7 separate regions of the Mus musculus genome follow, and all the other regions are linked to region 2. Evidence: chromatin loops called from intact Hi-C (ENCODE). Cell type or tissue: left cerebral cortex. All regions are shown on one strand.

Region 1 (4,000 bases), 150 kb before region 2:
CTGCACACATTCTGCATTCTCTTGTGCTCTCTGCTTTTCTCCTGTGCTCTTTTCTTTTCTTGAACTCTCATACTCATACACACCTCTGTGTGTTCCTCTTTTACTCTCTCCCACACACTTCACACACATCACACATACACACACCACATGCACTCTTCTTTCACTCACACATACACTCCATCACGCCTCACATTCTCTCTTCACTCACTCTTCTCATGCCCTCTCTCTCTCTCTCATTCTTCATTCACTCTCCACATTCACCTCACATACTCCTCACTTGCTCTCTACATGTTCTCTACATGCTCTCTTGCCTTTCTTTCTCTTGTCCCAGTCTTTTTTTTCTCCCTTTTTTTATTAGATATTTTCTTTATTTACATTTCAAATGCTATCCTGAAAGTTCCCTATACCCTCCCTCTGCCCTGCTACCCTACCCACCCACTCCCACTTCTTGGCTCTGGCATTCCCCTGTACTGGGGCATATAAAGTTTGCAAGACCAAGGGGCCTCTCTTCCCAATGATGGCCGACTAAGCCATCTTCTGATACATATGCAGCTAGAGACAAGAGCCCAGGGGTTACTGGTTAGTTCATATTGTTGTTCCACCTATAGGGTTGCAGACCCCTTCAGCCCCTTGGGTACTTTCTCTAGCTCCTCCATTGGGGCCCTGTGTTCCATCCTAAAGATGACTGTGAGCATCCACTTCTGTGTTTGCTAGGCACTGGCATAGCCTCACTCGAGACAGCTATATCAGGGTCCTTTCAGCAAAATCTTGCTTTGCTCCAGTCTTTTAATGATACTCTAAAAGCAGGTAAAAAAAAAAAAAAAGACATTGTGTAATCATTATCAAATCAAATTTAAAAAAAAAAACCATGTCACACAAAGAATCAAGAATTACAATTGTTCCCCAATGTTTCAAGCATCCCTATTCCCAGGCCTATAGCCAAAATAACAATAATTGCAAATCTATCATTATTTAAACTTTAACTCATTACACTTCAGAGCTCAGAGCTCTGAGGCCAGGTACTTGCATTTTCCTGTGAAGCTCTAATGATCAATGACATGGACAAAGCTGCCAGGCAAAGAAAGAATCAAGGTAACCCTTTAACTCAATAGTTCCGCTAGCTTTCTGATTCTGAACATTGCACACAATGACTCTTCTAGGAGCCCTGATGTTTTGACTTAATTTTACTAATATAAGATTTTACATATTCTATGCTTGCTTATCTAGGAACCACTCTCAAATGTTATACAAAACTTATTTCATAACTTATTTAATAATTTTTTCCTTTCTTGGGGTTCCCAATGTTGACTCTATTTCATTTTCTAATAATTTCTTCAAACTTTCTTTGCAAGTCAAGCATTAATCTGGAACTACCACTGTGCAGTCATTACATTTTTTCCAAGATGAGAACACACAGCATGCACCTGGGCCTTTAGGACTGTGCTGTGCTGTGTCCCATGCCTCAATTTTTGATTGTTTAAGAATCATTACATCAGGGAACATCTAGTTTCACAGAATTCACCAAAGCAGAAGGAGAAAGAAGTAAGAAAGTCAGATATAATATAATAATTATGCACACCAAGGCCAACTGAAAAGCAGTCACTCACAAATGAAATCTATACAGCCATTGTCCAGGGCTAAGGTTAGGAGAAATAAGACAACAACTGTTTTTTTTACAAAGAGCTGCCATGGGCTACTGAGATGTCTCCATCCTGGCCTACTGAAGGCATGTCCCTTATTTCAGATGGCAGGTCCCCTGGAGGGATGTGTCTTCTGTTTCTCAGGGTCCCAGACGCCATCCTTTTCTACAAGGAGCTGCCCCGGTCTTCTGAGATGTCTCCATTCCGGCCTACTACAGGCAGTCCCTGTCATTGTATGCTGTCACCAGCAGAAGCATGACTCAAAGATAGCTGTATCACTGAAGTCCCTCTGGGCATGGAGGAGAGCTCGCAAACTTTCAAACTGGGAGCTCACTCTATAGTCTCCAGACAGTTCAACAGGTTGGAGAGTGCCCTGTCCAAGTGACTGCGTTGGTCTAAATGACTTTCAGGTGTCTTAGTGGCTTTTTTGCTTCTTCCAAGCACTTCTGCTGATCTATGAATCTTTTTATAGCTTTGCTTGTCTGAGATTTACTCTCTCAGTCTTTATTATTTATTCTTGGGAGGGAGGGGCCTAGTGAATCTGGTCCATTTTAGGGACTTCCTGAAGCTATTTTGAGTTGTTTACCTTCTCTCTTAAGCCCTGCAGAATGGAATGTTTCAATCTCTAGGAAATACGCCAAAGAGAAGCTAGGATTTCGTATGGGAGTGTGAATGATGAGTGGTGTTATCTCATATAGTAACCGGCATAGTGATAGAGAAAAGATGCTGGAGGCGCTAAAGTACAAATGAATGTGAACAGTGACTAGAACGTTTATATTCGTGACAACACTACATATGGTGGTGCTGTAAAAAGAGCCATCAGCCTCACAGGAAGAAAAGGAAGATGAGCAGTTCTGTGTCTGGATTTGGCTCTGAGGCATGAGGAGTTTGACCCACCCAACTTGATGAGAAAGAAGAGTCATGCCAACTCAAGACAGCTGCTGGAGGCTGTCTCCTGAGAGGCTCTACCAGTGCCTGGCAAATACAGAAGTGGATGCTCACAGTCATCTATGGATGGACCACAGGTCCCCAATGAAGGGGCCAGAGAAAGTACCCAAGGAGCTGAAGGGGTCTGTAACCCTATAGGAGGAACAGCAATATGAACTATATTCCCCCAGTACAGGGGAATGCCAGGGCCAGGAATGGGAGTAGGTGGGTTGGGGAGCAGGGGGAGGGGAGAGAGGATAGGAGATTTTTCAGAGGGGAAACTAGGAAAGGGGATAACATTTGAAATGTAAATAAAGAAAATATCTAATAAAAAACAGTGTGAGGAAGAAAAAAAAAAAAAGACAGCTGCTGGAGAGCCAGCCTTCAGTGAAGGCTGGAACATGAGCCAGTCTAGGCAGAGTGTGAGTACACTGGGAAGCAGACCAAATATAACAGGCATGGTAGAGGATAGTGGGATGTGTTCAGATCTGGTGGGAAGGGATTTGGTGAGGCAGAGGGAAAGCCTTTGCATGGGAGAACAAGACTATGGAAACCAATGCACGTAGCTTGCATTTTAACTTTAAGCAGTAACCATGATCATGAGGAAGGTGACGCATGGTGTAGCGCAGTCATCTAATGATAGACACTGGACCCCTCAAGGATAGCAACAAACCCCTGCCTGGCCACCCTGGTTCTGGTTTGTTCTTCTAAGTTCATTTTCCATGAGATACCTCCACTCATTATATAAAATGAAATTCCGATCCTGCTGGTCGTCCTCTTGGTTAAAAGCCTCTATTGATTCCATCAAATCTTAAATGCTAATTGCAAACTTCTAAAATTAGCACTGGAAGCAAGTCTTCTCCAATTATCTGGCTTTCGTCCACCTTTATACCTTTCCCCTGTTACACCATGATGCGTTACATGATGGCCGCACTCTAATTTTATATTATCTGCATAGAGATGAGGGAGGAATAACATCCGCGTAGAATAAACTCTTTGAAGACAGTTGGGAGCTTCCAGAAATGTGATGTACTCCAATGAATGGCACCTGCGTGACAAGACAAGAAAAGCTGGCTTCTCACAGCTAGCATCTTTAACAAAGCAATGCCTCTGTGAGTGTGTCGGAATGTTGATGCTGTTGAATTTTCTCAAGTTTAATTTCATGCACCCTATCAAGCTAAATATTTTTATTAACATACACTTTTCTGCTTCTGCTTTTAATAATTACTATACACATAACCTTTTCTTCATCTTTCTGTATTTTGTAGAGTCACTTTTTTTTTGATGCTTAGAAACATATTGAGTAAAAGGTACCCCTCACAGCATAAAACTTGTAACAGACACCTTGCAAAAAAAAATGTGTGTGAGTGAGTTTGTATATTTTTCCAAAGATAATGAGCAGAAAGATTTAAAATCTGTTCAAACGTTTTCTG
Region 2 (4,000 bases):
TTCAAGCCCATCACCACAACTCTGAGCTGCATTAATAACTCAGTTGTTTAACTTTAAAGAAACTTTTATTACATAAAGGTTGTCACATATTTGGACACCTCTCTAGGTCCTGTGGACCTAGCACAGGACACCTCTCTACTTTGTACACAGTTGCTCTCACTCTCCAATCTCATTTTCTTTCTCCTGTAATACAGTATTTCTTAGTCTTTATCTATTTGCTTTCTGACCAACTACACACTGAGCAGAACAAGTGCATTCCCAACTGCTTAAGAATTTGGTAGTTCCCAAATACTCCATCGATCTGGGCTCCATGAAACCAAACTCGCCAAAGATTCATGGACTTTTTGTTAACAATTAGCCTTTGGGCCTTCAGGCTATTTCTAGGGTATTGAATTTCCCTGAGCCTCTCACCTTTTAACACACAGCCAAGCTGCATCCACAACAATGCCCAGACTCAACACTGGCTGCCTGCTACTCAAGCAGTGTCTGTTACTTAATGTAAAGTTACTTAAGAGTGTTACTTAATGTAAAGTTGGGAGATGTCTGATTCAGACCCTGCCCATCTGCTCCCTTTCATTCTGTCAAATCGAAGTGTTGGGGGATTGATCCACAAACAGACCATTATCCCTCTTCACACATGACTCTGTTCAAACTGGAACACCCTTCTCCCCATCCAGGTGAATGTCAATAATGGGGTCTCTTTCCAGTCACTTGGCAGAGCTCTTGTCGGGGAGGGAGTAAGGAGACGGCTCTGGACACACGAAGCAGTTTATGTGCTTAGCATATACCAGGATATAGCTCGCTTGTGTAAGTTCACTGAATCTGTATCTTTGAAACGTTACAGATGTGACTTATTTATAGTTTCGAGTATTTTTTTTTTCTTTTTTTTACCAAAGCTCTTCTATTTGGAGGAAAAATAGTATGTTGGCTCACTTCTTTTCATTTTCCTTTCTCTTGAGCATTGGCTCATGTCTTATGGCTCCGCCATTCTAGTTTCTTCTGTGAACTCCTCCTCCCAGGACCCCTGGCCCTGAACACTCTTGAGAGAGGAATGCACAAATTCCTTCGAGGTTCCATCACTGGAACATGGTCTCAGGAGCGGCAAACAGGAAGTTTCTGGACTTCTGTCTATTTTGTGCTTGGGGCAAAACTGGACTCCACTTGGAAGATTCCGCAAAAAGCAAGGCAGGAGTAAACCAGCAACCTTCCTGATTCCTATCTAAAACTTTTAATGAGGACAGTGTCATATAGAGTCAGTCCCTCCATGGCTTCTCTATCCAGAAGTGGTCTCTCTCTCTCTCTCTCTCTCTCTCTCTCTCTCTCTCTCTCTCTCTCTCTCTCTCTCTCTCTCTCTCTCTCTCTCGCAAAGCAGAGCCCGCCGCCAGACACATCGGGTTATTGCCCCTAAACTTCCTCACTCCACTTTTTACATCTTGAGCGGGACATTTAAAACACAGTTTGGGATTTTGTAAGTTTCCAAAGCGTCCAGAGGGCAGTCCCCTTTTGGCAGCGCCATTGCAGGACGGGAGCCAGAGATTAGCCGAGGTAGGTCCCCTGGTCTCAAAATCCTATTCACCTCGCTCAGAAGCCCAGGACTCTACCTTGCTACTTCCTTCAGCTCAGAGGGGCCAGAAGCAGCTTTCCTTTGCCTGCGTGCCTGGCCTCCTCAATAACACCATTCATCGCCTGCCTCTCGGGGCACCGGGGAAGCCCCAGTCACGCGCCAGGGTTCTCGCTCAGGTACGGGATTCCCGGGGTAACCGCCGGCCCCTAACCTCAGGGGCGGGTAGTCCACTGGGCAGCGTCGGCCCGGAGGCGGGCTCAGGCCGGAAGCCACCCGCGGCCCCGCGAGACCGCGCCCCCGCCCCCGCCTCCTCGTCCTCCTCTTCCAGTACGAGCTCGGCGGCCAAGGGCGCAGGGGCCAGCCCGCCGGTCCCCGCCGCGCTCTTTGTCCCGGCCGCGCGCGGGCGGACGCGTGCGCATCTGCCCCCCCGCCCCCCAGCTCCCCAACCTCCGCCACCCCCCGCCCGCCACCCCCCACCCGGCGGAAAAAAAAAAAAAAAGAAGGCGCAGCGGGAGCGCGCTCGCGCGGGGGCGCGCGGGAGCCGCTCGCGCCCCCTCCGCCAGGCAAGCAGCGAGCACGCGCGCCGCCGCGCCCGCCCCTCCCCCGCCCGCCCGCTCGCTCGGAACTTGCTGACTGCGCGACCGGGAGGAGCCGAGCCGAGCCGAGCCGAGCGCAGCGGCGGGAGGCTGAGCGCGCGGGGGGCTCCCGCGTCCCTGCGCCTTCGCCTTCGGCCGGCAGAGCGCCCACCCCACCGTGGCTCCCGGAGCGCGGGGCGGCGCCACCCTCCGGCCGCAGCGCGGCACTGCACGGCCGCCTGCGACTTTCGATGTTCCACACTCCCGGGCCGGAGCCTCGGCGGCGGCTTCTTTTCCCGCCCCCCCGGTGCCCCCCCCAGGCTGCCTCCATTTCCTCAAGGAAGGTTCCTCGGCGCTCTCCCTCCCCCACAGCGTAGCGGCGCACGAGCGGGCCGGGCGGGCGGCCGAGGTAAGGCGGCGGGGCCGGGGCCCGCGTGGGGGGCGGCGGGGGCGGGGGCGGCAGCTTTGTTCGCGCCGGGCGCCGCGCTCCTCAGTCCGCCGCGCTAGTCAGTCAGCGGCGCGGGGCGGCGGGTCCCGCATCCCCCGGCGGGCGGGCGCAGTGGCGCGGTCCCCTGCGCGGCCCTCCCCACAAAGGACCGCGGAGCTGCGTGGCCCAGTGCTCGCCCCGGGGCGGGCCGCGCCAATTTGTTGCACTTCTGGGGGTGGGGGGTGGGGGAGGGCTTTTGTTTGTTTGTTTGTTTTGCCCTCGGGGTTTTGGCCGCTTTGCGGATTTTTTTTTTTTTTTTTAAAATAACAAAATGTCGGTCGGTGAGGGAGGAATTGAGCGGGGAACGTCGATGGCACCGGGAGCTTTGCAGAAGGTGCAGTTTGGAGCCTGCCCTTCCCCGGGTGGCAGCTCGGGCTCGGCCCGGTGAATCCTCGCCGCCGGCCGTGGGGACGGCTGTGGGGCGGCTGCCAGTTGATTTTTTTTTTTTTTTTAAATTCGAGTGCTGTGTTCAAAGGCTTTCGGTGCGCACGGGAGGACCCCGTCACCGTAAATAAGCATATGGGCGACTAACGGGGTATGTTTTTCCTCTGGGAAGGAGGATTTGATCGCTCAGACCGGTGTCAGCCTGTAAATATTTAGACGGTATTAGTGACTTCTGAACATTCTCGGCGAGATCTGTTATTTACAGTTGTCATATGTTATTAATGCCCGTTGCCCAAGTTCCCTGGCAAATCTGTTTCATGCCTTCTGAGAAAGTAGACAATTGATAGATTGTCCAAGGGATGGGAAAAAAATGTGAGTGGGTTTTCCAACTTGCATTTTGGTAAATCCCTCAACGCCTGCATTATAAATTATGATACGTATCAGATTCCCTGTAACGTGCTGCACCCTAAGTACAGGGACTTTCGAATCCTTTTCAATAAAATACTCTCAAAGGTGCTTATTGAGAAGTGCATGCTGCTATTTTTTTTTAAAGATCTAATGTTTCTCCATGGGTCTCTTCTCTCCTTAGAAGTTTTCCCAGAGATAAGTTCACCAAGATGTCCAGTGACAGGCAAAGGTCGGATGATGAGAGCCCTAGCACCAGCAGTGGCAGTTCAGATGCAGATCAGCGAGACCCTGCCGCTCCAGAGCCCGAGGAACAGGAAGAAAGAAAACCTTCTGCCACCCAGCAGAAGAAAAACACCAAACTCTCTAGCAAAACGACTGCTAAGTTATCCACTAGTGCTAAAAGGTAATGTCTACAAGGGGAGGACTCACACGGTCAGGTCCCCTTCCCATTGGTGGCTTTTGCTGGCTTAACTTCAGTGGCAATAGTTCAGAAATAGTTCTCCATCAAACGTATGTGAACTTGAGTGGGCTGTCATTCTGTGTGTGGTATAGCCACGCAGTTTCCCTGCAACTATCGACTCT
Region 3 (4,000 bases), 58 kb after region 2:
AGAATAAATTAATCTTATAAAGCTTCATCAGTATACCAGAAATCATTCTGACTGTACACAGTTTCCTGTTATCATTGGTATCTTCTTAATTCCCTTTTACTGGTAAAAAGAAAAATGTTGCGAAGAAGCATATGTAGGCTTGTGTAGTGTGTGCTAGCATTTTGATGAGTAAAATCTACCAATGGTGTTTCTTAGTTTCTAAGTAGCCTAGTTTACCTGCCCAAGTTTGTGTAAGTGTACTCTGATATTTGTACAGTGGTGAAGAGCTGTCCTCGAATTCTCAGAGTATATTGCCTTTGTTAAGAGACTCGTGACTGTACCTGTATTTTAAGAAAGTAGGAAAAATGGAAAGGATGGTCTTTGGGGAATTATTTTAACAAAAATACTTTAAGCAAAAGAGCTACATAAAAGTATATAATATGCTGTGTGCTGCTCTCTATGAGGGAGCTACTCTTGAATGTTGAAAGCTGTTAATGAAATTCCCTATTTACATGGTCTATGAAAGAGGGAAATGGGATAACATACAAAACAAAGGGCTTCTTTTTACTCTGTTGCTCAGTGTTGTTCTAATAAGTCTTAATTGGAAGGTGACTCCCTAATTCTAGTTATCTCACTTACAAATGAGCATTCAAATCATCTGAGCAAACTGGGCCCACCATGATGCAATACGGTCAGGACGTAAACCCACTGAGAAGTGGGTAGTTGAACAGTGCCAGCACTGTCAGAAGCCTGACAGGACAAGGCCCCCAAAATGTAAGGGAAGTCGAGTGTTTTCTAGTGATGTGAGATTGAGGACATTATGTCAAGCTTTCTGTTATCACCTATAAAGTGATGAAAAATAAGTTGTGTGGAATATAAAGGACTAAGCGAGTAGAGAGTGAGTGATCTGCTCATCTCCTTATCTGCTTGCTTCCTTGTTAGTGGAACACTGGCCTTCACAATGTGTTTTTACCAAACAGTGAAGCTTTTATATATATAAAATCTCCAGTGGTAACAGTTACTATATAGTATATATGAAAACGTTTTTTAATGGCACATTTTAAAATGCATATTACACTTTATTTGTGTGTATCATCTACATTAATGAGACTTTTAGAAATAAATTAATTTTACTCAGTCAATACATTGTTATTTGTGTACTTCAGAAAATAAGTATTGCTCTGGATTCTTAGAAGTATCAGAAAACCCCTATCCTTAGTACCCCATCCTTAAACACGGAGTTCTAATGAGAAAGAAAGTATTTGTTAAGTAGAAAGTGGTATGCAGAAAACAGAAGCAGGAAAAGGAATTAGGGAGTGGGTGTGGGGAGGAAGAAGGAAGTCACTCTTCACTTAGGAATGAGTAGTGTATAAATCAGGGTTCCAAGGCTTCAAAGACATGAAAAGGAATTTTCAGAGCCTTGTACAACTTAGTTGTTTAAGATTGTGTGTTATCTTTACTTCCCCAATAAAACTGCTTCTTTAGAAACCAAGTCTCAGTTGAGAGTAGCCAGGAAAGACTTGGGCAGAAAAGTGATGTGAGAGATAAGCTGGGTAAGAGTGTCCCAGGGGGGATGGCAGGTGAAAAGAAAGGCTACGGCATGAGAGCACTCAAGAATTCAAGAAGAGAGTGTGTGTGTGTGTGTGTGTGTGTGTGTGTGTGTGTGTGTGTGTGTGTGAGACAGGAGTAGTGAGCTCTGGGGAAGAGTAGGTGGCACTAGGTTAAGGGGAGCTAGATGAACAGATTTTCAGGTCTTGCATGAGCTTTGGCTCTCATAAATGGAAAGCTCTTGGAGGGTGTTTTTCCACCCAAAGATGCAAGATATGATTTAGGTTTGTTAGGCTGAGTGGGAGAGTGAAGCTGTAAGAGGAGAGGACACACGTACCAAAATTTGAGAGCAGTTAGGAGACTGGATACGTGCTATCAGTGGCCTTGACCTGGGTGACAGTGTTCTTCATAAGAAATCCCTGGGTCTGGATTGAAGGTAGAGCTAACAGTATTTGATAAAGTTGGACTGTGTGATGTAGAAAAGGAACCAATGTGTGGGACTTGAGCAGACCAGAAGAATATAGTTCTGAGGGAACCGAGGGAACAGGGTTGGGAAGAGGCTAAGAGCTTTATTTTTGACAGTCTGGTTTTGAAGTGCCTGACTTAAGTGCAGTGGGTGTGTTGGGACAGTGGACCTATATAGATCTGCTGGGTTGCAATCCTATCTGGTTTAGGCTTGTGCATTCAGGACTCTAATGTGAAGATGGAGTGTCTGCACTATGAAAATACCCGAGCCTGTCTGCTAAGGCTGTCTGCAGGATGGGTGCTGCTAGGGCAGGAAAGGAGCACTCAACTCTGCGTCAGAAAGAAGCTGAAGTGAGGAACCCAGGAGTGTGGAAGGACCTGGAGTTTTAGGGATGTTGGAATGGCTTCCTTGCATCAGATGGCATTCAGGAGCCAAGTCAGGACTCAAATGGCCACTTTCGTTAGCTACCTAGGGCAGTTTTGCATAGCTGACTTTAACAAGTGTGGCTTTGTTCAAGTCTATGATTAGGTCCAAGCTTGCCTGGAGATGACACCAAAGGAGAAAAAGAAAGCTACTATTTGCTGTAATCGTTCATTTTTAAGCTCATGTAAATGTTCTGTCTGAACTTAAATAGGTGATGCCTATTTTCCTCTTAAATTAATTGTATTATTCTTTAGCATATTTCCTACAGAGGCAACTTGATAATTGCCCTATTTTCCATATTTCCAAAGAATTTTGAGTCTTTTTTTTTCTTTTTCCTTTCTAGCCCTATTTAAATCCAGTGCTTGGTTATCCCTTACCTTCAAGAACCTTGTTGAAAGAATACCTTCTTGTCTATACAGACTCCAATCCATCCTTCACACTTCTCCCCCATACAAGCTCCATCTGGCAGTTCTTAATTCATGACTTCAGGGGTTGCCTGGTTTTGAACAGGTGAAGTCTACACTCTGCAAAAGCCTTGCTTTCTGTCACTGTACCATTCTGTAATGAAGCAGCATCCATGAGCTCAGTAGCCCCAGATGTTTGTTTTGCAGTGAAATTCAAGGGTCACTTTTGCTACCGGCAACATTGCAAATACTTGCTCAAAAAACTAATGACAGTGATACATTGTGAATACTTGCTAATCTCCAGACTCTTCTTCAAGGCTTACTGCTGTTAATAACACTGCAGTCCTTGGATTCTCTGACATCTCTGTACTTCCCTTGGAGTAGTTAAACATTGATGTGTGTAACCCTGTGAACCCTAGCATGTGTAACTTTCTGTTAAACACCTTTGCTAGGCACATTCATAGTTTAAATGTGCACTTGGTGCTTTGAAACAGATGGTGAGGTGGCACATTGCTGTCTGTACCTAAGAGCATTTGGCAGTGCTAAAATTGAGCTTTCTGTTTAGTTCAAAATAATTCAGTGATGAGTGGGCTACTTTGTACTTTTCTTCCCTCAGATTCTGAGTATTTGGAAGTCTTAGCTTCCAATGACTCAAACTACATAAAACCGTATTTAACTATGTATAAGCACCTTCCTAAAATGAGACTTTGTGAGTAGACAAGTACCTAGTCGGTGGCTAAGTCCTGTGTATCAGTCGGCATGTATCACTTGTTCTGTCATAATGGTGTTTCTAGTGAGACTAGCAAGTGCTTGCTTCTATTTAATTGTGCACACAAAACCTAGGCTTAAAGGGAACCGTTCATTAAACTCACGGTAAACTGAAATGTTCATATATTACTGATGTGATTTAAAGGAACAAAGTGCCCCCACCCCTGTTTCAGTTTATTCCCCCTAGTGCCTCTCGGATACTTTACTTAGACTGCACTCTCCATATATGCCTGGGCTGGAGGATCTCAGCTAACAGAATCTCTCAAGTCTGTGTTTATAGAAGGGCATGTCACAGATCCATTAGCGTTTCTGAAGTCCAGTAACTTGGTAACTAAAATTGGCAATCCCTTTGTATTTTGACTTGTAGATTGTTATATCCTCTCAGTGTATTTTTTTCCTCGTGTATTTTCAA
Region 4 (4,000 bases), 390 kb after region 2:
AGTCTGCTGGTTTTCCAGGTGTGGTGTGTTGGGAAAGAGAACCCACATATTAGTAAGTAACTCTCACTTATGCTTCGGAAGAAACACAACCAACATATAGATTCCTGTGCTGGGTATGTCAACTTGACTCAACCTACAGTCACCTGAGAGGAAGAAATCTCAATTGACAAATTGCTTCCATAAGATGTGGGCTGTAGGCAAGCAAGCAAGCCGGTAGGACTTTTTAAATGTTTTTTTTTTCTTTTTCATGTAATGATAGAGTGTGGGACAGTCCAACCCACTGTGGGTGGTACCACCTCCACCCTGGGCTGGTGTTCTTAGGCACCATAAGAAAGCCAGTTAAGTGAGCTACCAGAAGCAAGACAGTGGGTTCTCCATCAGCTCCTGCCTCCAAGTTCCTGCCCAGTTTGAGTTCCTGTTTTGGTTTCCCCTTATGAAGTATGATTCAGGATATCTAAGGCAAATAAATCCTTTCCTCCCCCAGGTTGCTTTTGATCATGGTGCTTTGTCACAGCAATAGGAACCCTAACTAAGACAGTTCCCCAGAGGAAAGGAATTTCAGAGTCATGCCTGGGTTTGCCAATGGGACGTTAGCACAAGGGGTAGACATTGTTTCTATCTCCCCAATGGGAGGGGATTTTTAGCAGCAGGGCTGTTTTCAAGTCCTAAGGGAAGGAAGGAGGGTTGTCTTGGCTTGTTGAATAATACTTCTGGAAAAGTAGCAAATTGTAATCTGAATGATAGAAATGAGGACCTGCCCATTAGCCACTGTACAGCTATCAGTGCCAACCAGAGTTTCACCATCCCTTCCCTGCCTGTGGGGCTCAGGAGGCACGTGCTATTTTATTTTTCAGTCCCTCAACCAGGCTGACCGGCTCCTCCCTCGTGCCTCTTCTCAGAGTGTGTGGAGCCCAACTCAGCGATCCTTGCCTTCCAGCTCTCTTCAAGTGTTCCCAAACAATTAAACTTTATGGAGTAGGGAACTTTTCTTTTCTACTATCAGGCCAAAAATGTTGCTGGGTGCTCCTCCAGGCATCCTGCTGATTTGTTGTGGTGTTTCGAGGACTGGGGGCTGCCCACTGCATGAGATGATCTGACTCAGTGAACAGCGACAGCTGCGGGCCTGTGATTCTGTTGGTGTAACTGGCAGACACGGACTTTCTTTCTTTCTTTCTTTCTTTCTTTCTTTCTTCCTTTCTTCCTTCCTTTCTCTCTCTCTCTCTCTCTCTCTCTCTCTCTCTCTCTCTCTCTCTCTTTCTTCCTTTCTTTCTTTCTCTCCCTCCCTCCCTCTCTCTTTTTCTTTCTTTCTTTCTTTCTTTCTTTCTTTCTTTCTTTCTTTCTTTCTTTCTTTCTTTCTTTCTTTCTTGTCATTTGTCTTTTTTTTGCAACAAAGGTAAGAGGGCCAGCATCTCACCTGCTAACACTCACCAGCACTTGCCTCCTGCTCCAGCGTGAAAAGCAGGGAATGGAATATGGAGTGTAAGACATAAATTAAAAATAAAATAAAATTAAAAAAAAAAAGAAAAGCAGCACACAAGGAGTATGTTCAGCAGAGGCCCATCTCCTGGCTTAGGTGTGCTGTGACTCTGATCTCTGGTGGCTTTTTAGAAGCCTGTTATGACCTTGTCTTAGGCTGTGTCTACACATCTGGTGGTAGGTATGTCCTGGGGTAACTGAGTGTGTACATGGGGACTAGTTATGAAGAAGTGAGCAAGGGGTGGAGTCTGCTAAGTGAGGCAAGTCACAGAATTTCCTTAGCTTGCCTGGGTTTTCTGTGTTAGGCTATTGCCTGGCTTGCTCATGCGTATAGACTCTATTTAAGAGGAAGTGTATAGAGAGGAAGGAAGCCTGCATAAAAGGCTGCAGGCCTGGGAGTTTTGAAGAGACTAGCCATATACTTTTGTCACCAAATGCTCCAATAGGGCTGGGGCGGGAGGGGGGGGGGGCAGCAGTTTTGGCTTCTTGCAAACTGTGTAATTTCTGTATGCTACACAGCACATAAGTGACAGAGGAAGTTCTGGAAGGTTCTCCACAGTCTTAGTTCCCAAATTATTGGCCACTGGGACTGGCCCTGGAGGCCAGTCACTTGGTGAAGTCCCGCAAGGCATCAAGCCTTAGCCAACTTTCAAAAGGGAATCCCCTGATCTGTTTTGTGTTCCCCCAAGGGTTATTTTTGCTGGGCCCCAGAAGCCAGAGCCACTGTGTGTGATGTCTGCCAGGGTGTGAGTCCATGCAACCTAGGTCCCCTAGCGCCCCCTACAGCTGCTGCGGGGCGGGGATGGGGATCGGGTTGGGGAGAGGGAGGCCAGGCTGTGAGCCACTGCACCACACCCAGGACCCCACCCAGATCCTAGGAGCACCCGGCCCCTGGCTCCGGGGCCACAGAAACGGGGCGTGGGCCAGAGCCTGAAGCATCCCTGGCCACTACGATCGCTCCGCCTGTGGCCACCAATTCCCCTCCTCTTCTGGCGTCCCTCTCTCCGCCCCTGTCGCCTGCCAGCACCGGACACGCTGCTGCACTTCATCTCTTGGGGCGCTCTTCTCTTTGGCCAACCGTCGCATCCTGTGCAACTCTGGTCAGTGGCCGTTTTGTGTTGAATGTTCTCCACCAAGAGCGCATGGCTGCGGAAGCGAGGTGCAGACCGAGGTCCCGAGGGATCGCCCTCCGGGAAGCGGTGATGCTGTTGTTGTACTTCGGGGTGCCAACCGGGCACTCCTACAACCTGGACCCGGAGAATGCACTGCTGTACCAGGGCCCCTCCGGCACGCTGTTTGGCTACTCGGTGGTGCTGCACAGCCACGGGTCGAAGCGCTGGTGAGTGCGCCCTCCCCAAGAGGCATGTCACAGCGCCTCCGCCTCTGGGATTCCTTGTATGAATCAAACTTTCCGCCCTCCTGGGAGGTCAGAGAAAGACCTGGCTTCAGCCAGCTGCCTCACTGGAGAGCCTTGGAACTAACTTATCTTGGGATGGCAGCCCCCAGGGTGCTCCTGAGTCCTGGGTCTCCAGTCATGGGAAGAGGAGGTGGGTGCCACTTCCCTTGCTGACCACTGCACAGCTGTCACAAGCCAACACGGGGCAGAGTGGGTGGGCAGACTGGTTCACGTCTGAGCGAACTTGCATGGTTCTTGCTTTAGGCTCATCGTGGGGGCTCCCACTGCCAGCTGGCTCTCTAATGCCTCAGTGGTCAATCCTGGGGCGATTTACAGATGCGGGATCAGAAAGAATCCAAACCAGACCTGCGAACAGCTCCAGCTGGGTGAGTTGGGTCCCCAAAACAAGACATAATGAACTTTCTCCCCTTCGTGGGTCCACTGTTGGGCAAGTCCTGGAAGACACTATGATGCTGGTCTCTTCTGGATTAAAGTACAAGCTTTTCAATTTTAACCCCATGCCAGCTTGCTCCTGAGAGTATTTTCCTCTCCTTTGCTTGCAACTGTATGTGATCTCAGTATCTTCCAAACCTCTTTCAGGGGAAGTCTCATAGGGTGGCTTCTGGCAAGCTACCTTCTACCAGTCCTAGAACTCTTCCATGTGTAAAATCTGTTTCAAAGCCTTAAAACCCCTCTCTGGCTGAGGACCCAACTTCTCAACTTTGTTCTAGCGTGAGCTGCACATCAGGAATAGAAACTTTGATTGAGCCTATATCCCACCATGTAGCCTATATCCCACCATGTAGCTTATATCCCACCATGTAGCTTATATCCCACCATGTAGCCTATATCTCACCATTTAGCCTATATCCCACCATGTAGCCCAGGGATTTTTCTTCCCCTTCCTTTAAAAATGACACTACCTACCATAAAAGAATGGGAAGAAAAAAACAGCATGCCTTTTGTTAAAATCATAAATATAGGAGGTCTGACATATAATTACTAATTTTCCTCCCCTCAAATTCTCCTGTAAAGCAGGTCTGTCTTTCAGCCCTCGTTTCTGTCTTTATTTAGGTTTTCAGCAACTTGAGAAATGTGCGCTGACGGCAGAGGAGACAAGTTTCATGT
Region 5 (4,000 bases), 590 kb after region 2:
CACTTTCGAAAGAAATGAAACAATTGTTTTGATTTTCCATACTATTTTTATTGCAACTGCATGGGAGTTTTCTAAATTGTGCATTACACCATAATACACAGGATTACAAACAAGATTACAGTACATGTCAATTCCAGTAGTACCAGCATCACATCTCAAACAGCACTTATTCTGGACTGCATTTTACATGCAACAGCTATTGTTCTAATTATGAATTCGATGGTTTGAATTTTATTTAAACTACTGTACTAACTGACTACACAGGTATAAAAACCCAACATTAACAACCTGAATAAATTTAGGCTCAGATTTATTACATGAATAGATGACAAACCACCATTTGTTTGACTATGTATAAAATCATGCATTTATATTTTCTGGAAACATCAATATCTTCAAACACTCCGTAAAATCATGGAATTCAAAGAAGTAAAAGACTAAAAAGAAAGAGTGCAAATTGTATGTGATAGTCAAGCAGCTTTTGATTTAAAGGAGTGTGTGTTGGCATTTATTTATAATATGTATTTACAAGCTTGTGCAAGTAATGAATTGATGTGTTTTGATAAGGAATGCATTTCGGTTTTCATCCTCTTGAGTGTTATGGGTCTGGTTTCTATTTTAGGGAGCGAGCAGGAAAAACTTTAAAGTGAGATGAATTGCTCAAATTGTGCAATTTGTTGGTTTTTTTTCTTTTCTTTTCTTTTTTACAATTAGAGAAGAAAGAAGTGCTAAGGCAACGCAATAACTTTCTAAGCACTTTTCTGCTGGTTTAAATTAGTTAAATTATTTTGTATAAATTAGATATAATTCTACTTTTCTGATATGTATAAAAATTGATGAAGCTGCATGGTTTTAAAATAGGAAATCCACGTTATAAAAAGTCATTAAAAATTCTGTACAAAATCACAACAAAATAATTCAGCATGGGAAAGGTCACAGGTAGTAAAATGCTGGTTGAAAAATATATATTTATATATATTTTAATTGGCCCATTACTAGTTTAAAAATTGCATAGATCCTAATTATTGCTTGTGATTTTTTTTATCCCGATCAGATAATTAATACGATCTGAATACAGCTACACGAAATTCGTGGTACACATTTTCTTTTTTACTTTACTGTATTATTATTTTTAAAATAGAAGAGCTATAGAAAACAATACATAAGGTGAACAGGAACTTTGATCCCCTGTTTCTTCCAAAGGCAGTAACGACAATAAATACATATATCACTTGAAGCTTTGAGTATTTGCACTTTGCAGCAATCTTAGCAAAAGGGCTGCCTTCTGTAAACAGGACAGTCACTGTACGCACAGTGGATTCGTTTCCCGGGAATAGTGAAACTGACGTGCCTCTAATCGTGAAAGATGGCATTAAGCTGGGCACTCATGACTCGCTCATGATGCGAATGGCTATCGAAAGACATAATGTTGTCTATGGGGATCTCGCAGCGAGGGGCAGCGGCACCGGAAGAGAAGATTGATCCGTGGCTTTGGGGCCCTGCCAGCGTCGCTGCAGGGTAGTGCATGGTAAAGGCATAATTTTTTTCAAACTCGGCGGATGGTTCGTGTTTGAAAGAGAAGTTGCCATTGATGCTGAGCGGCGGGCTGAGGGGTCCGTCAAAGGAAGGGCTGGTGCAGTCAGTTAGGGGGCTTTCAAAGAAGGGCTCCAGAGCTGCGCTGTAGGCGTGTGGCGGCGGCTTGACGTGGAAGACGTGGGAGCTGTCCATGGTGCCGTAGGGCGGGCTGGGCAGTCCAGGGGACTGGTAGGAGTAGGGATGCACCGGGAAGGAAGCGCTGGCGGTTGGCAGATGCGGGGGCATGTCCGGGTTCTGCTCAGGCAAGAAAGTCCGAGGGTTGAGCTGCAGGCAGCCGGCGACCAAATTGGTAGTGGGCTGGGACAAACCTTTGCAGAGCGTCTGTACGAAGGAGACCAGATCAGGGCTTTTGCCTGAGCGCAGGATCTCTGACAGAGCCCAGATGTAGTTCTTGGCCAAGCGCAGTGTCTCTATTTTAGACAGTTTCTGGGTCTTGGAGTAGCAAGGTACCACCTTGCGCAGGTTGTCCAGCGCCGCGTTCAGCCCGTGCATGCGGTTCCGCTCGCGGGCGTTGGCCTTCATGCGCCTTAATTTAAAACGTTCTAGGCGCGCCTTGGTCATCTTTTTCTTTTTGGGACCCCGTCTCTTGGGCTTTTGATCCTCCTCCTCCTCTTCTTCTTCCTCCTCTTCCTCTAGATCCTCATCTTCCTCCTCCTCCTCTCCCCCGTTTCTCAGAGAGTCCTCCTCTGCATTCATGGCTTCAAGCTCGTCCTCTTTCTTGTCTGCCTCGTGTTCCTCGTCCTGAGAACTGAGACACTCATCTGTCCAGCTTGGGGGACCTTGGGGCTGAGGCTCGCCCATCAGCCCGCTCTCGCTGTATGATTTGGTCATGTTTCCACTTCCTGTATTGAACAGGGAGAGAGGCAAGCAGAAGAAGAAAGGGGGGGAAATCCACCCGCTATATTTAAAAGCTGGATAAGCCTTCAGCTCCCTCTCCCTAATCCTACAGAAATGCACACAAATAGAAATACACAGGAGTCCACTGCAAAATGGATGCCTCCAGGAAAAGTTAAACGCAGTGCTTCATGCTGGCGTGTCTGTACCTCGGTGCTGCGTAGTAGGTACCACTAGGCCTGTCATGAGTGGCTATGGGTGCCTTTCCTAGTGATCAGCTCAACTGTGTGCAGGGCAATTATCTGGCCAGGTGCCCTGTGTGGAAATGCGTACAGAGTGCATGGTTTTCTGACTGTGTCCCAAGTCACTCCCAACTCACAAAAACGATGAGTTTGGAAATGGAATACTCTGAACTCATCTCTGCTCTGGCTTCGCACTACTTAGAGGTTTAAATAAATTGAAAAGCCATTACGTAATTTCCTAGCACTGACCCCAATTTTTAAAGAAGATTATATGGAAGGGAGAGCCAATGCACAGAGGAGGAAAGGTAGTTTCCATCAAATTATTTTCCTATCGACAACACATTTGGCCACAGAAGTGGGCACAAGTCTTCCATCCCTCTCTTGCCTTTCTTTCTTTGCCTCACCACCCCCCCCCCACGCCCCCGCTAAATTCCCACCTTGTACAAAAGCTCTGGCTCCCAGGCGAGGCTCTCCCACGCGCTGGGGATCAGGTGCAAAAGGCTCCTCTCTAATAAACAGCCCATTGAAAGGGCCGCCCGCTCTTTATTGGGGCTTTTCAAAGTTCGCCTCAAACCTCCCTTTAAAAGATGGAGTAATTACAATGGTCAGCGACTGGCAATGGTGAAGGTGCTGCTTCTCATAAGAACTGTAAAAAGCCTTTAGTAAAACAACTGAATGTCTGGCCCCAGCATGGGGACTTGGCCGCCTCTGGGACAGTAACAGGTAGCAGGAAAATTTCCTTCCTTTTCTCCCCCTCTCCCTACATTTCAGCTAAGCTATTTCAGAGTCCAATCGGTTTTCCAGTACTACATTCTCCTGAAATAGATAGTTTCATATGCACGATGAGCCTAAATATCTGTACACCAAATAAAACTATGGGCAGCAGGTGTTTTTGTTTGTTTGTTTTGTTTTGTTTTGTTTTTCTCTTTCTCTCCTTTTCTCCCCTGAATAAGTGAGAACTGGAAGTGGTTGTTTGCTTTGGGGACTTTCAAATAACCGCTTACAAATAATTACAGTTACTCCCCTCCCCAAACATTCTAAAAGCTTCTATACTATTAAAAATTAAATGTAATTAGAAAGCCTGCAGGGGGTACTTGAGTGCTGGGACTCATTACGTGCGAGTACTTGTGGGCAATTACGAGGAGGGACACTGATCTCAAATATAGGGACAACCGACTCCACAAATGTGCGCATGCAAAGTACCAAGGTACAGCTCTTCAATTATTGCTTTTATTCTCGGGAGAGTAAAAAATAGGAATCATAATTACCTGTTGTTAAAAGGTTCTGAATAGTGACGATCTCATAACCCTGGAGCCTCGGGACACCTT
Region 6 (4,000 bases), 820 kb before region 2:
GATGTTTTAAACTCCTGATTTTCTGATTAGAGATTCTAAATGCATACTGTGCAACCAGACTACATGATTTTTGGAGTAGAGGAAGAGGGGCAGGCCAGATCTCTTACATCACCCGTGTCACATGCTTGGACTACGACTATAAGATTGGTACCCATCTGACAAATTATCAGATGCCCATCGCATCTGCCTGCTGTGCATGGAAAAGCACAAATTCAACAATCAAGTAATTAGAAAATTTAAATTATTTCTGATTAACATTCTACTAAGTTCCCATGGCTCAGCCAGAAGGGTAGCTCTTCTATTTGTTGCTACAGGGAAAAAAAATGACAGGAGCAACTTAAGAGAAGGTTTATTTGGGGCTGCAGTGTGAGGGTCTAGTCCATCAGGGCAGGAGGTGTTGGTGGCTGGAGTATAGGTTAGCTGGCCACTGTGTATCCTCAGTACCAGGCAGAGAGGGATGAGTGCTGTCTGTTTAGTTGGCTTTCCTTTTATGTAGTTTTACACCCCAGCCCATGTCACGGTGCTGCCTGTGTTTAGGGTGGGTCTCCCCACTTCAGTGAACTTGATGTAGAAACTCCCCCACAGAAATGCCGTGATGATTCTCCATCCCATCGAGTTGACAGTCAAGGTTAACTACAACAGATGGTTACATTTAAACCATCAGATCATCTGCAACAGAGTTCTCTGGTTAGCATTCATGGGCCAGGGACATAGGATTTTTGTTTTATCTATCCTCAATTATCCCCCTTTTGATTTCTTCTTAGAATTAGGCTTAGCATTTCTGCCTTCACCTTCTGTTTTCCTTTTCTGGAATCTAGAGTAGAGAGTACAGAATTCGATTTATTCAACCATGTATAACTAACTGTACGGTTCATTGATCACTAGTATACTCATGCAGAATATGAGTTAGCTGGCCCTGTATCTTCATCTAATTATGGATTAGTGGTACTTAGGGGTTTGAAGCTGTATTGTACACACCCAGCACCATGCCTTGTGCTGTGACGTGACTGCTCTGCTTTGACTGTTTTTGATACGTGACTTGTGAGAAGCCTTTGTGAACATACGTCTGTCCACGTTCCTCAGCTGATGATTTGGCTTTATTTCGTAGAAAATGTGGGTGGCTGAAAGAACTTCTTTCACACAGTCATAATCTTCTGGCTTTGCTTACTGCTCTCCTGTCTTACACCCAAAGTAGCAAATGATAGGGACCCCTTTGTTGCCACAAAATATGTAAACCACTTCCATTTTTGACTGAGATAGAGCAAAACAAATATCCTCGAATTCCCACTAGATGGCGCTATTAGAATGGAAACGACTTAGTTTTTCTTCGGTCATAGTATATATCTCCATAAAATCTTCATTTTGAAATCCATCTCAGCATGTTATTTTGGCTTGTCAAGCAGGTCTGCTTCCTGCTGAACTAATGGATTGGGATGATGTAGTATTTAGGGAAAAGATTACCCAATGTTTCCCAAGAGAGCCCAGAGGACTCTAGGCAAAACAGCCAAGAGACATTTTATCCACTTCTGATCCTAGCCAATTTCTACCTGACATTTTTGATACCCTTACGCTTCTCCATGGACATGTAGGGGAGACCCCACAGAGACAATATCTTTGAACTGAGTGAGAGGCCCCGTGCATGCCTTTTCTTCCTAGTCCTGTGTGCTGACGAAGGAAGCTGACGCCCTCAGCCGATTGCTGACCATTGCCAGCTAACTCATCAGTGGTGATTTATCCAGCGGCTTTCAAAGTGCAATTTCTGGACTAGCAGCATCATTTGAGATTCCTTAGAACCTCACATTCTTCCCAAGCCCCCTGAATTGGAAATTCTGGGGCTGGACCACTGCAACCTGCAGTTTCACCAGGCTTCGAGGTAGACCTGATGTTCAGAAACCATAAACAAGGTCTTCGGGCTCTTCACAAACCATCCCTATCCTCCTGTTTGACCTGACATCGCTCTTGAAAGCCCTCAAAGAACAGCCTCAAAGGTGAACAGGTGGGTGGGGTATTTGAACGCCAGTGTGCCCTCCTTGTCCTCTTGAAAGGGCTGCCTCTGCCGTTTTATTCTGAGTGTCACCTCGAAGCACAGCCTCCATTGCAGAGGACTCCTTGAGCCCGTGTCTAGTGTGTAAATGAGGAGGAGGCTGTGATTAGTCATTCCCGTTTCTTTTGGAAGGAAGAGTGAAATGCTCAGGAAAGCCGCCAGGTGGCAGCCTGGTTCCTAAGCGGCTCCTGTATTACTGAAAGGCACTTTCTGGCTTGTTCACTGTAGTCAAAGAAAGGCAATCCAACAGCAGTAGTCATTTATTGACTAGGCTGTTTGTCTTTTTCTCTACTGCAGCATGAGTCAGAGCCCACAGAGGGAAAAAGAGAGGGGAACAACCTACTGATTAATGGGTCAGAAGGCTGCTCTGTAAGACTGTGAGCCACTTCTGCCTCCGTTTCACAGAATGTGGGATGTAGGGAAGCTACAAAGGCGAACATTGGTTAAATACCCAATGAAGCTGGCTCAGTCAACCAGTTCAAACAGGTATCTGGAATATGTCTGTCTTCTGTCCTTTGATGAGCAATGTACCCACACACAGGAATCACATGGAGTAATGTTGACATCTTCTGATGCCCAGAGGCTACAGAGGCAGTCCCTGGGCATCGGTGAGATTAAATCTTCCCAGGTGATTCCAGTGGCAGGAAGCTCTGGAGACCATTTTACCCACATGCATTGGAGTTAAATGCACTGACAATGTGGCCTCAATGAGAAACTGGTTGCTGTCTCATATCGTAGTATAAATTTGATAGAATATGTTGTCATGGTCAGTTCTGTTATTAACAATGGGCAGGGTTTGTCATATGATGGAAAGTGCCCACACCCTTCCCCCAACTACTTCTTCCTTCCTCCCTTTTTCTTTTATTTCCCCTTTTTTTCCCCTTGAAGCTAAGAACACAAACCCAAAATTGAAGATATTTCTACTTCCTGGAGGGATATTCTGACTGAAACCACACTATTCTGTTCTAAAGTACAAAGACCATACCTTTGGCTGTATGCTCTCAGGGGTCCTTCAGCTATATGCCCTAGTTTAAAGGCTACTACGACAGCAAAACATTTAGCTTAGTGCTGATGCGAGGGGAGTTGTTCATATTGATCAGGCAGAGTGAAAACGTTTGCCTGGACAACCCTGAAGTCTTTCAGCAGAGTTTGAAATTTTTCTGTAAGGAAAGATTTTTTTTTTTTTTTTTTTTTTTTTGTACTAAACCAGGTTTTGAAACCTAGAATGCGAATTTTAAAAAATATTTGTTCTAGAAAACCATATATGTTCCCACAGAAAAAGGCAGCCTGGAAGGAAACATAGTTGTAACATATAAAACATGAAATATGCTGAACCGTTGTGTGAAAGGACACATGATGCTAGGCTGAATTCTCGACACCCACGGACGGGGTTCAACCCCGCAGGAACTCCAGCTTCTGGTCCTCTCTCAAGGCTCGTCCAAGTATCACTTCTTGAAATGTAAATATTACTGTAAGAAGCAACTTGTTAAACCCTTGCATCATAAAGCATACCAAGTTTCCCTATAAGTGCAGATTAGCCAAGGAAACTGAGAGGCTTGCGCTGGAAAGCCCAAAGAAAGAGGATGGAGGAAAGAAATGTGTAGTAAGGATTGGGAGCCAAAGGGCCTTTCTCCTTCAGTTTGACATTACAGTTGGCTAGGGCCCAACCATGGACAGTTTAACTTGGTTCATTTGTTGAGTTTATGCTCCTATCCTACAAAATTCTTGCCGACTCCCCCCCCCCCCCCTTTAAATGGTACGTCATAGAGAACAGCAAAAGCTACGGAGTGGCTATGGTGTCTCACGTTGTCTCACGCGACTTCCTAGATTCCAGAGGCTTCTTTTCTGTGGGCGTGGCCAAGGCAGCGGGGGTTTATGACAAAGTTGAGCGACCTCATGTCACTCAAACCAGCTGTATTAAGGAAGGTGCAAGCTTTTGGGATTTCTGTTTGGATT
Region 7 (4,000 bases), 770 kb after region 2:
TTCTGCCTACTTGCCATTTTCTGTCAGTGAAGAATAGCATGGGCAGCTGTGGACACAGGCCACTGTAGTGTTTGGGCCCAACTAAGGAAAGAGCTACCAGGAGGGAAAAAAAGATTTTTAATGATACAAATGTGAAATGTTTGCAAAACCCTAAAATTGAAGTTCTGTCAGGGCCCATATGGTACTTGCTGGTGATTCTTCTTCAACTCCAGTCTCAAAAGCACTGAATTTCACAGGACCACCTTGCTTAGGGATTTGCTTGCGTTTGTAATTGGCATTGAGCAGCGTAGTTGAAGCTGAATGCACCCCACTTCTAATGCAAATCATTAGAACTGTTACTGAGAAACTGAAGCCTGTATCACAGACTAGACCCTTCAGAATACAAGAATATTTCTGTGATGCAAGTCACAAAACTGGGAAAAGTAAAGATATCTTTGTGTTTGAAAACAACTTGGGAGACATTCGTGTTTGAACTACAAACTTGAGGGAGAGAAAAGTCAGTATTGGCTGATCCCTGACTCCGATTCCAAGGGGAGCTGAGGACTTTGCAAAGCTACGGGAGGAGAATGTGTACTTGTTAGAGTTTAAAACGTTACAGAGATGCTCAGGCTTCCCTGTGTTTGTGAGGAAAGGCGGCTGTGGAGGTGGCGAGGCTGCCTAGGTTGTGCTCTGAGCTGCCAGCTCCACTGGCAGGCAAGAGTTAAGAACTCTTCCTGACGCCTGTAACCGGTTTGTTTTACTAAGTGAAGTTACTTACCACTGAAAAGGCGCTTTCTTCTAATCTTGGTTTTATATTTTTGTTGTTGTTCTTGTTGGCTTGTTTTGGTAGGAGGGACTGAGTGTTTCTTTAGCCTTCTCTCTTTCTGTCTCTGTCTGTCCGTCTCTGTCTCTTTCTCTCCCCCTCCCTTCTAATTTTGCAAAGAAAATAACAATTCATTTCATATGCTAAGGCCATCCCAGCTCTTAATTGCCTCAGAGCAGACCTGTGATTAGGTTATTGCTGGTAAACTGACCTGACAGCAGGTATTTGCTGGGTTAGAAGGACATTACTTATGTAAGCCGCTCACATTCCTGGTGTTTGGGGAGGAGTGCTGAGTTGATTAAGATGCTTGCTTAGCTATAATTCTCAAGTGAGGCTACCCAGGGACAGTTCTGCAGATGGGTGTTCAGGAGACTGAGGCTTTTGTGTTCCTGTGATTACAGCACCCCTCTGGGAGCCTCACTGGATGAGCAAAGCAGTGGTACGCCGAAGGGTAAGAGAGCATTGTCCTCCTTCAAAAGTTAGAATCGCCCATCGTCTTTTAGCTGAGAGTGTCGTGTGAATTGCACTAGTGAGGATCATGTTTATAAAATATGCCATTGTGAGCTAGAAGCCCAAAGGGGGAGATATTGTCATAAGTCATAAAAGAATAGTAAGTAGCTTTCAGTAACTTTGTTTCCCGAAGCTCCTCACAATGCCATCCTTATGTTCTTATTGCCCAGTTAGATATTATAAAGATGGAGTAAATACAGACTCTGATATGTCAATAGAAAGAAAATATATCGTGAGCGAGCCAGGTTAACTTTAGTGTAGCATTTCTTTGCTTGTGCTAACTGAAATTACCACACCTGGGATTTTTGCACCTGTGCAAGACAAAATTCTCACGTTCCAAGTACAGCAAGAATGTGCAGGTGATGACAAGGTGAAGGAGAAGCATTCACCGTGTGAGGAAAATATAGCTTGAGGTCCTGACATACCGTGAAGGTGTAAGGAATGGCTGCTTTGGGACCTAGTTTTTTACGGAATTCTTTGATGAAGTAGTTTCTCTAATCAAATGTCTTCAGAGGCATAAGGGAATATAAAGTATGAACCCCGAATTCTGGAAAATTTACCTGGCCACAAACCTAGTTTCCTTACAACAGAGAAAAGGCTTGTTTGCTCTTTGAAATGACATAAATAATTTTTCAGCGTAGTCAGGTTTGAGATATTTTCCTAGGTTTTGTGAAATATCTTAGTAGACTTGTTTAATTAATGATGTCATAAAGTAGCAGGGATTAGTGGTAAACAGCACAGCAGGGGGCGTGGTTTCTGAATTTTCACCCTCTGTTTTAGGTGTGCTTGTGAGAAATGGAGGAAGCTTTGAAGATGACCTGTCACTGGGAGCTGAAGGTATGTTTGTTGAGGAACTATATCTATATCTAATCTTTATGGAGTTTTAGTTACCTTAAGAAATGAAGGAAGAACTGTCAAATCGAAGGCTCTTGGAGATATATTTAAATAAAGGCCTTGACAGTGGGTCACATTCACTGTCTTACCCAGGAGGATTCCTGCCTGGACGCCTGTGAAATACCATCTTGCCTGACCTAAATGTGCAGAGGAATTGTTTATGACAAAACTATGGTGATATAAATGAGAGGAAAACTGACCCAAAGACAGACGGGAGCTTAAATATTTACGCAGGAAAAAACTAAGTTGAAGCTTCGTTTTGGTTTAGGGACATAGACTCATGTCACACTTAGAGCTGTGGTTTGTCTTTCTCCTGATATTTTCCCTCTTTTAACCCCTGACAGTTACAGATTAAAGGACAAAGCCCACATAGAGTTACAAGTCGGATCCTTATGCTGCTGCCTCTTTCAAGCGGCTTCAGCACTGTAAAAGTATGTCATTAAATCCTTTGTAGGTGCCAGTAGAGCTTCCAGTCTATAAAGCTAGCTTTCTCCTTTATAGCAATTTTGCTGTTATTATAAAAGGTAGTTTACTTTGTCCTGAGACAGGTCGCTACTGTGGAGCCAAGGTGGCCTTGGATTTTCTGTGTAGCTTCAGGCTGACCTCACAGTCAAGGTGCTTTGGCTTTTGCCGCCTTGGTACTGGGGTTGCACGTGTCAGCCACCATGACTGAGCCCTTTGGTTTTTGTTTTAGTTTATGATATAATGAATTTATTCACTGAGTTTAGTGTCCTTGATTCTTTAGACCTGCATTTCCATTTGTAAGATGAGTTACTTATTTAGAACAGTCTAGCATCAGAAAGTATAGTATGCATATTTTCATTATCCCTGTCAATATGTTTTTCAAGGAATAATTGAAAACTTAACTTCCTTCTTTCAAGTCAATGCTCTTAAAAATCTTGTCAGTCCTTTATGGAGATGTACATCAGCATCCCTGTAAGCAATGCATTTGATGCTTTTGATATCTGCCAGGGAGGTTTCATGATATCAAACGATATTATTGGTAGGAAGTATAAAGAAGCAAACATTTCTCACAGTTTTGCACATCAGAAATAAAAAAATCAACTGCTGAAGTAGACATTTTGATTATTACTCTTACTTGTTTTGTTTTTCTACAGTTATGATGAAATTAACTCTAAACCTTGACTTCTGTTTGCTTTGACCTTGTTAATCTAGGTTAAAGCTGAGAGGAAGTTTTTAAAGGAAATGTTACATTGAAAGGTGGAGAGCAGTTCACATTATCCTCTAAAGGCTGATACTAACTTTAAAATCACAGAAGAAATATGTGAATACTGTGGTTCTCCTTAATGGCACCCAGTCCCTTTACTTTTAAGATGTTCTTGATTGACAGCTTTGAAATTTAATAGCATTACATACACCACTATATGCTGCTCATCTCCCTCATTACTCATCAGCCGGGTTCCAGAAATTTAATTGATTATTTATAGATTTTTTTTTTCTTAATTTTTAAATACTCGGCTAGAAGTAGTTTTGCATTGCCAGAAAGTACAAGCCACCTCCAAAAGCTGCTGGCGCAGTTATTGCCCCTCTGTCCAGTGGTTTCAGTAGTGGATATCTAACAAGCCAACCATGACGATGTAGATAACCTGTCTTCTCCATAACTATGCCATTTCCTTCTAACAGCTGTGCTCTCTGTCTGTTTGTCCGTCTGTCTGTCTGTCTTTTTGTTTATTACTTGTAGCCAATCACCTACATGAACCTGATGCTCAAGTTGAAAACTGGTATGTACTTGTTTGGGTCAGCTCCTTTCTTAAAAAGTCAAAAGGGATCATA

Evidence for each region. Peaks named below come from ENCODE experiments on the same cell type or tissue, not always from the same donor. Only the 100,000 strongest peaks of a DNase experiment are listed, where the experiment ranks them.
Region 1: it touches region 2 in a loop (2.7-fold over the local background); 2 of 42 quality-filtered maps call a loop at or near these places.
Region 3: it touches region 2 in a loop (5-fold over the local background); 7 of 42 quality-filtered maps call a loop at or near these places.
Region 4: it touches region 2 in a loop (4-fold over the local background); 4 of 42 quality-filtered maps call a loop at or near these places.
Region 5: it touches region 2 in a loop (7-fold over the local background); 4 of 42 quality-filtered maps call a loop at or near these places.
Region 6: a loop joins it to region 2, with 9 times the contacts of the local background. A loop is called at or near these places in 12 of 42 quality-filtered maps.
Region 7: a loop joins it to region 2, with 2.4 times the contacts of the local background. A loop is called at or near these places in 6 of 42 quality-filtered maps.

What each region holds. Positions count from the first base shown.
Region 1 is chr2:78,720,606-78,724,605 of GRCm38, forward strand. No RefSeq gene overlaps it. Among named protein-coding and RNA genes, the nearest start is that of Gm39865, 28 kb to the right of the region's middle. In left cerebral cortex, no CTCF peak of the experiment used is centred here; DNase peaks (open chromatin) are centred at 1,935, 2,410 and 3,028.
Region 2 is chr2:78,866,858-78,870,857 of GRCm38, forward strand. Ube2e3 (ubiquitin-conjugating enzyme E2E 3) reads left to right here and starts at 2,190. Exons shown (of 6, transcript NM_009454.2): 1 at 2,190-2,548; 2 at 3,600-3,821. The coding sequence starts at 3,628. In left cerebral cortex, a CTCF peak has its summit at 2,356 (motif pointing left); DNase peaks (open chromatin) are centred at 1,746, 2,334, 3,181, 3,740 and 1 more place; H3K4me3 peaks cover 2,583 bases; H3K27ac peaks cover 2,339 bases.
Region 3 is chr2:78,924,444-78,928,443 of GRCm38, forward strand. It overlaps a transcript of Ube2e3 not described here. Among named protein-coding and RNA genes, the nearest start is that of Gm37004, 46 kb to the right of the region's middle. In left cerebral cortex, no CTCF peak of the experiment used is centred here; DNase peaks (open chromatin) are centred at 1,821, 2,115 and 3,365; H3K27ac peaks cover 1,854 bases.
Region 4 is chr2:79,253,042-79,257,041 of GRCm38, forward strand. It overlaps Itga4 (integrin alpha 4), which reads left to right and starts at 2,385. Exons shown (of 28, transcript NM_010576.4): 1 at 2,385-2,815; 2 at 3,137-3,258. The coding sequence starts at 2,619. In left cerebral cortex, CTCF peaks have their summits at 2,270 (motif pointing left) and 2,474; DNase peaks (open chromatin) are centred at 2,289, 2,512 and 3,065; H3K4me3 peaks cover 1,475 bases; H3K27ac peaks cover 686 bases.
Region 5 is chr2:79,452,611-79,456,610 of GRCm38, forward strand. It overlaps Neurod1 (neurogenic differentiation 1), which reads right to left. Exons shown (of 2, transcript NM_010894.3): 1 at 3,941-4,000; 2 at 27-2,438. The coding sequence starts at 2,427. The coding sequence ends at 1,354. Among named protein-coding and RNA genes, the nearest start is that of Neurod1, 2.0 kb to the right of the region's middle. In left cerebral cortex, a CTCF peak has its summit at 1,521; DNase peaks (open chromatin) are centred at 1,406, 1,764, 2,417, 2,672 and 1 more place; H3K4me3 peaks cover 3,675 bases; H3K27ac peaks cover 2,893 bases.
Region 6 is chr2:78,047,232-78,051,231 of GRCm38, forward strand. Gm52519 (a long non-coding RNA gene) reads right to left here. Exons shown (of 3, transcript XR_003953861.1): 2 at 3,850-4,000; 3 at 480-669. 4930440I19Rik (RIKEN cDNA 4930440I19 gene) reads left to right here and starts at 3,946. Exons shown (of 7, transcript NR_108098.1): 1 at 3,946-4,000. In left cerebral cortex, CTCF peaks have their summits at 1,287 (motif pointing right) and 2,203 (motif pointing right); DNase peaks (open chromatin) are centred at 1,089, 1,374, 1,617 and 2,194; H3K4me3 peaks cover 1,136 bases; H3K27ac peaks cover 991 bases.
Region 7 is chr2:79,638,054-79,642,053 of GRCm38, forward strand. It overlaps Itprid2 (ITPR interacting domain containing 2), which reads left to right. Exons shown (of 18, transcript NM_080558.4): 3 at 1,204-1,253; 4 at 2,093-2,149; 5 at 3,909-3,948. Among named protein-coding and RNA genes, the nearest start is that of Itprid2, 4.6 kb to the left of the region's middle. In left cerebral cortex, a CTCF peak has its summit at 2,055 (motif pointing right); DNase peaks (open chromatin) are centred at 715 and 1,161; H3K4me3 peaks cover 1,292 bases; H3K27ac peaks cover 833 bases.